2 separate regions of the Homo sapiens genome follow, and region 1 is linked to region 2. Evidence: chromatin contacts called from ENCODE Hi-C or POLR2A ChIA-PET data. All regions are on one chromosome and are shown on one strand. The core of a region is the stretch at or near the end of the contact, and the rest is flanking DNA. Distances in the headings are between cores, read along the strand shown.

What was found. A loop is a pair of places that touch in the nucleus more often than their neighbours do. ChIA-PET counts read pairs that join two places held with the same protein, here RNA polymerase II (POLR2A). Pooled maps may share reads with other maps.
Region 1: a map of B cell shows a loop between it and region 2 (4-fold over the local background). The contact joins the promoter of SMIM14 here to the enhancer-like site in region 2. A Hi-C loop is called at or near these places in 1 of 168 maps with a recorded cell type or tissue (B cell), 1 of 37 single-sample maps with no recorded cell type and 4 of 50 pooled maps. POLR2A ChIA-PET finds 5 or more read pairs at or near these places in 2 of 52 experiments (WTC11 and activated T-cell).

What each region holds. Positions count from the first base shown.
Region 1 is chr4:39,636,671-39,640,555 of GRCh38, reverse strand. It overlaps SMIM14 (small integral membrane protein 14), which reads left to right and starts at 1,691. Exons shown (of 5, transcript NM_174921.3): 1 at 1,691-1,817. It overlaps SMIM14-DT (SMIM14 divergent transcript), which reads right to left and starts at 1,416. Exons shown (of 6, transcript NR_183845.1): 1 at 1,262-1,416. RefSeq lists an enhancer at 1,032-1,749.
Region 2 is chr4:38,759,613-38,763,274 of GRCh38, reverse strand. No RefSeq gene overlaps it. Among named protein-coding and RNA genes, the nearest start is that of TLR10, 22 kb to the left of the region's middle. RefSeq lists enhancers at 1,448-1,757, 1,858-1,907, 1,958-2,127, 2,148-2,297. Within about 2 kb of position 2,199, at least 9 of the 41 ENCODE cell types and tissues checked have a DNase peak (open chromatin) inside an H3K27ac peak, as active enhancers do; they include B cell, where a contact is called at or near this core.

The DNA.
Region 1 (3,885 bases), core at 442-2,941, 880 kb before region 2:
ACTCAAGCATAACAGATTTTGTTTGGAGTTGCACAAATTAAAGACCCTTTGGTACAGTGTCAGCTCATTAGGGCACCAGATTCCATCTCAAACTCTGAATTTGAGTAAGCAGAGTTCAAGGTTGCAGATTAAGGGCCAAAATCTTTATTCTTTGTATCTACTTTGCAATTAGTTAACTGGGAAACACTTCAAGTTTTACCAGAAACCTTTAATTTTCTAGAAACCTTTACCTGTGTTCAATATCCACTTTAATTAAAAAGCTCTTGTAAATGATACTTATTTGGGGAAGGTGATTCAGCTTGTCGAGGGGTAATTAACCAAATTGCTGAGGTGGAAGTCTGGGTAAGTGAAAAGGTCATCAAATCTGAGTAAGAAAGCTTGCAGCTTTCACCTCTCCGTCAAGACTGGCAGAGAGGCACTTTCGTAAAATCTTTGTTTGGGATTCACTTTTACTTCGCCACTTGTCCCATTTTAATTAAAGCTTGCCAACTGAAGGACCTAAGAAAACAATATAGTTCTGCATTTTGCCAAATTGGGAAATTTCCAGGGCCCCCAAAATTTAGCGGGGAGACTCAGAGACTAGAATGGGAGAATAGGAAGCACCAACTTGCTCTAAAAGGAAGATTGGGTAAAAGCAGCACTCTTATTCCAGCTCTACAACCAAAGCAACTAAGACTTGGGCTGGCTGGCTGCCTAGCCACAGCATTCCCTCCTACTTCCCCATTATCTCCTGACCAGCAAGTCATCTTTGGTCACATATCTTTAATTATTTAGTTTGAGACAAAGTCTCACTATCACCCAGGCTGGAGTGCAGTGGCGCGATCTCGGCTCACTGCAACCTCCGCCTCCCGGGTTCAAGCGATTCTTCCACCTCAGCCTCCCGAGTAGCTGGGACTACAAGCGGGCACCACCATGCCCGGCTAATTTTTGTGTTTTTAGTGGAGATGGGGTTTCACCATGTCGGCCAGGCTGGTCTCGGACTCCTGACCTCAAGTGATCCGCCCACCTCTGCCTCCTGAAGTGCTGGGATTACAGGCATGAGTCACCAAGCCCGACTACATATTCCTTTTATTAATATTCCTGTTGAACTTAATTTTGGTCGTTTCCGGTGCAAAAATGTTAAGGTAAAGGGAATCAATAACAGCCACATTTGATGTATTTTTGTAATCCCCATCTCCAATTTCCATCCGGGCCTGAGTAACCAAAAACACTTTACAGGGGTAGACTGTCTCAACAGACATCAATTTGTAACCGCGTCTACCTCTACCACGGTATTCTAAAGACTCCGTCGAGGAAAACCTTTAGCTCGGGCAACGGGAGACACATTACAGAACACTGTCCGCCGCCGAAGAAACAGACGATACGCGGGAGAGTTGAACAGACACCCGGCCTCGCCCCGATTGCTTCACAGTCCTCAGCCACGCCCCTCCCAACCGGAACTACATCCCCCGCACTCCGCGCCCCCACGCACAGCGTGTCGTAGGCGTCCGAAGCCGCAGGCTCCCGCCCGGCTTCCCGGGACGCACAGGGCAGGCGCTGGGCATGCGCATGCTCGGCAGGCGGGGCAGCTGGAGTCTCCAGGCGCTGCAATCTGTTGCGCCGCCGCCCGCGGGAGCCGGCAGATCCGGGTCTTGTGGCTAAGAGTGACGTGGTCACTCGAATCAAAACAGAGGAGGGGGAGGAAGCCGGCGGCCAGAAACGGCAGTGGCAGCAGCGTCCGGAGCAGCCGCAGCCTTCTGGAAGCTCCAGGCGGTCTTTCTGCCGAGCCTCGGTCCCGGCCCCCATCCTCCCCGCCCCATCGGTTGTTGTCTGGGCGGGTGAGTGTCTCCCCCTCTCCCACCAGCGTTTGCTGGCTCACCCTCCCCTCGCCCCAGTTTTTCCTGGGGGCTCCTCAGGCTCTCGGGGACTGCGGCGGCTGCGGCAGAACAGGGCTGTTTCTCGGGCTTGGCGTTTCCTCGGCCGGGCTGGCGATTCTGCACCGGGAGAAGCTCCGCTGCTGCCGAGCCCGCGTCCCCCGCGAAGAGCCTGCAATTGGGTATTCTCTGCAGGATGTCAGAGTCGGGGCTTTGCAGGCAAGGGCAAGGTAGCCACGGGTGGTTTTATTTTTAGGATCAGATTGTCGACGGGTGGAGGCGTATCATGGAGTAAAAAGAGAGTCGTAGCTGGAAGGAAAAACTCACAAATCCTGAAATCCACACTATCTTGTTTACCGTCTCCCTCAGCCCTTTCTGGGTACGGTGAAGTCACTAGGATGCGTCCTTTGTTGTGATAAGTGAGACGAGAAAGCTGACACCCTGAAAGCGAGAGCTTTTTAGCTCCTATTGTGTCGCGAATTTAAAGGATCCCCTTTTTCTGTTTGCTCAGTAAGTGGAACCAAGGCTGACAGTAAAGAGGTAGCAGCACCCTTTATTGGAACTAATAGTGTGTGATAAACTGGTTACCGGCTCTACCCGAAGTCCCGTGTTGCTGTTTAAAGGCAGACTTCACCAAAGTGGCTGTTTATATGTGCCAGGATTTTAGCCGAGATGGTTTGCTAGCTGTAGAGAGTCGGTAGGATGTTTTCAGTTGCCCCAGTTGGCAAAACCGAGGCTGTGGCCTTAATAGAATGTGTTACTTTTGCATCGAGAGAGTCGGATGAGCTTCACACACGTAATAGCTACATTTGCAGAAGAGACCTTCCAGTTTGTGTGTGTTATTGTCAGAAACAGCAGCTGTACATATTATAACTTGGAAAGCGTAAGACCTTCCAGGTGTTGGAGTGTTGGGACGCTTAGGAGGCATTCTTGCTGCCCAGCGCTGTGGAGGTTGCAGGAGGCTTTGCATTCCCTTCCACTTAGGGTGGCTGGCCGCGCAGATTCCTTTAGTGTAGCCTGCTCCGAACTTGCCGCTCTCCGCGGCCGTCGACAGCACTGCGACCAGAAAACCAAACCTTTTTGTCCTAACTTTTTTTTTTTTTCCAACGTGGTGTTTAAGAACACCGCTTCACCCCCGAGAACTCATTAATTGAGGTGTTTCAGTGGTTAACAGCAAGAAAGAACAACAGTACGTGATAGTTAATTGCTCCTTATCAAACCCAGGAAGAGTTATGAGTTTAGATTATTTCCTTGAAGGGTATGTCCTTGTGGTATAACATGAACCCCTTAACGAATCTTTTCTCCAGTGTTTGCCGTTGAGATATTTTTTCTTACTACTGTAGTTGGAATCCTTCTGATTTAGAAGAAGGAAAGATTTCTTGAAGTTCTTTTTCAGCTTTTTACCTTTTATGCTAGCCTATAACTAATATTTTTGGTTATACGAAATACTTTGTGTAATAGAGAAGATGTTGATAAAAGCAGATAGGAAAAAAAAATCAATAATCCTGCCACCCAAAGATCACCAAAATGTTAGTTTATACCCTTCTAAACTACTTTTTTGCATTTATATATTTTATACAAATATGGTATCATACCACATATGCTTTTCAGTACATAACCTGCTTTTTCACATTCTAGTACTTCTTTTTTGAGTAATAATTTAAATTTTTCAGACATGGACTTTGGACCTTAAATTTTAGAGCGTATTCACTACACAGTAGTGCCCCCTTATCCGTGGTTTCACTTTCAGGGGTTTCCCGAGTTTCAGTTTCTGTGGTCAACCGCAGTTTGAAAATACAATCATATTTTCAGAGACCACATTCACATAACTTTTATTATAGTATATTGTTATAACTGTTCTATTATTAACTATTGTCAGTCTCTTACTGTGCCTAATTTATAAATTGAATTTTATCGTAGGTGTGTATAGGAAAAAAACAGTCCATATATAGGGTTCTGTACTATATGGGCTTTAGGCATCCACTGGGGGGGGGTTGTTTTATAATTTTTTAATTTTAAAATTTAATAGAGA
Region 2 (3,662 bases), core at 950-3,449:
CGGGTTTTCACCATGTTGGCCAGGCTGGTCTTGAACTCCTGACCTCAGGTGATCCAACTGCCTCGGCCTCCCAAAGTACTGGGATTACAGGCTTGAGCCACCGTGCCCAGCCCAGAGTCTGCTTTCACAGATGGTCTGCTACACTGGTAGAGCCAGAGCTTGGTGACTGGAAGAATTAGTTTCTTTCCTATGTGTAGTAACATGGACATACTTGTTCCTGCTAGACCCTATTCTTGGATGGAGGTATCTCGTTGTGGAAGAGCAATTCTTATCATGACGTGTGTAATCCAAATGCTACCAATCCTTACCAGCCTGAGGCTACAAAGAAGGCACAACAGCATCAGTGACCCCAGTTCTTATTCTGGCTCCCACCTGCTGAAGCGGGGCCTCTCACCCTCCTGCAAACGTGCACACGAATATTTCCATTCGAACCTGAGATTCTCGCAGGTGCCGGACAGCTTCCTGTCAGCTCCTCTCCCCATGCTGCCGTAGTCTACTCCCCTCTAGCTCGCGGCAGCTACCCCTGGGCCCTTTGCAGGTCCTTGCAAGAGTCTCTCACTACTGACATTGCTGAATGAAGGTGCTTTCTCAATGGTGCTAACGACCATGCTAAGGGTGCTTTCTCCCAGTAATCCCAAATGCAACTATCCTTGTGACGAGGAGCCATGCCGAGTTCCACGGAGCTAGCAGTAGATTCGGTACTTCTCTCCTCAAAATTGTGTGTCAACCTCTCAGCATGCCAGTGCTGCAATGCTGGGATCCACCATCTCACCGAGTTGCTCACGAAATCCATTTCTTCAGCTCTCACTCCTCCCTCTGCGGGGGTTCCAAACCAGCCCAAGGGGGCAAGAAGGGTGACACAGCACCTCGTCCTTTCCACTGTCCCTATTCTGTCCCACCTCTCCTTTCCAACCCCCAAATAATCCTCCTTCCACCCACCTATGCATATCAATTCATGCACACAGACGGAGACGAGTAAAATTTACCCAAATAAAAGCCAAACTGTTACTCCCGGCTTGGGTACAGCTGGGACACCCTGATCCATGTTTTCTACAAATTAAATGGGAAAGTTTGTCTCCTAAGGCCGCCTGGGAGAGGTGGGAAATGAACTCCATTGTCAGAGCCTCGGAGAAAACATAGAGCCAACATCCTCCTTCACCCTTAAAAGCAGGTGGCTGGAGAAACTTTAATCTGAATCATTACAATAGATTAAAAACTGAAAAGATCGAATTTGGCTTTGAATTTTTTATTGTCTCAAAACTCAGCTTCAGACTGAAGAACAAAAACGACAAAAATGATATGAAGATCCTTAAAGAGGAAAAACCAAACCAAATCCAAAAAACAAAAATTAAAATACCAAGAGAAAAAGAACCCCAGCGGGAGGCAGCCATAATGCAACTTCCCGTTTTGCGGCGGGCATCTACCTTAAAGCAAGGGCCTGTCCATACCTACAGACGCCCAGCACTGGGGTAGAAGCAGTTTCACTTCATTGGTTGCTTCCCACGGGGCCTTCTCACTGTGGAAAGCAGAAGTTCATGGGATTAAAATAAATCTCATTGTGTATGCAAGAGTAACGCTGCCGGCAGAGCGCCTCTTCCTGTGACTCCACACTTCTTCAATTCTAAGCTTGGTTCTTTCCACCCAGACTTTTTTTTTTTTTTTGAGATGGAGTCTCACTCTGTCGCCAGGCTGGAGTGCAGTGGCACGATCTCGGCTCACTGCAACCTCCGCCTCCCGTGTTCAAGCGATTCTCCTGCCTCAGCTTCCCAAGTAGCTGGGACTACAGGCATGCACCACCACACCCACCTAATTTTTTATTTTTAGTAGAGACAGGTTTCACCATGTTGGTCAGGATGGTCTTGATCTTCTGACCTCGTAATCCGCCCGCCTCGGCCTCCCAAAGTGCTGGGATTACAGGCGTGAGTCACCGCACCCGACCTCCACCCCGACTTTCTAGGCACTCTCTCAGGAACCCTGACTTTGGTTTTGGGGGAAGCCATGAAGCACTTGCTGAAGCATCGGGTCACTTCATGTGTTGTAAATTCTGTAACAAAATCTGGAAGGAGCCCTTGTGTCAGGGAAAGAACCTACTGGGAAGGTCTGGTCTTCTCCACAACTCATCTTGACCGGGGCACCTGCTACCTTGAATCAGTCGTCTCCGAGGGCAGAACCGCAAATCTCATGGGATTGGAATGGAAAGAGAAAGCTGCCTTGGTTTTCTTTGGTTGTTTCTGATTTTTCTTTTTTCTTGCTCTTCATCACCTCCTAAAGGCACAGAAAGGGGCCATTTTTCTGGTCTTCTTAATTCTCACTCCTGTCCCTAATTAGAAACAACAGCAGAGAATTGCTGAAAGCTATATTCCAGCTAAAACCAGGCTGCAGCGTTCGCATCACCTGAGAGACGTCAGACATGCAGAATTTCAGGCTCCATCCCAGGCCTACTGATTCAGAAGCTGCATTTTAGCAAGATCCTGGCTGGATTTTATGCACAGTAAAGTTTGAGAAAGAAGGCTTTAAAAATGAACTGAGCAATACAATCCTTTTTTTTTTTTTGCACGGGGGGAGGTGTTCAATAGCAGAGTAGGGTGACTCTAGTTAACAACAATGTATTGTATATTTCAAAGTAGCTAGAAGAGAGAACATGAAATGTTCCCAGCACGTAGAAATGATACTCAGGGTAATGGAGACTCCAAATACCCTGACTTGATCATTACACATTTGATGCATATAACAAAATAGCACATGTACTCCATAAATATGTAAACTATCATATATCATTAAAAAAAATAAACTGAAGGCCTTAAAAAGGAATAAAATAATGGCATTTGCAGCAACCTGAATGGAATTGGAGACCATTATTCTAGGTGAAGTGACTCAGGAATGGACAATCAAACATCGCATGTTCTCACTTATAAATGGGAGCTAAGCTATGAGGCCACAAAGGCATAAGAATGATACAATGGACTTTGGGACCTCGGGGGAAAGGGTGGGAGCGGGGGGGTGAGGGATAATAGACTACAAATTGGGTACAGCGTACACTGGTTGGGTTATGAGGGCACCAAAATTTCAGAAACGACCGCTAAAGAACTTATGCGTGTAACCAAACACAATCTGTTCCACCAAAACCTATTGAAATTTTTGAAAAATTATTTTCCTAAAATAAAGGATATTTCAAGGAGTGCCTTCTCCATCTTGTGGCCCTCTGATGATGATAGCTCTGAAAGCTTTGAAAAGCTTGCAAATACCCAACTTCAGGAATAAATCACCTCTGAGACCCTCACCTGAAGACAGGATACTTCCTGCAACTCCAGGACTTTAAAGTCGGAAGAATTGTTTTTTTAAACTGGACTCTGAGGACACACTCTTAAAGTCACTCAAATTCTCTACAAAATTCTTAAGTTTTGTGTTTCTATTTCTAAAGATAATAAAAATAATTGATATGATCAAAAAACAAAAATTAACAAAAAAACACAAAAACCCCCCAAAATGAACTGAGGTTGTGTGCCCTTGTGTGAAATTTTGGGTTGCAGTGCCACCTTGAGGTCACTTTAGTATTTTTCGCTGAGCTTTGCAGTGGACGAGCTGCGTGGGACACAACAGAAGTCAGTTCATTCCTCCCTGGAGGAAACAGACCGCCCTTGTGTTAGTGCCCAGAGGTCTCC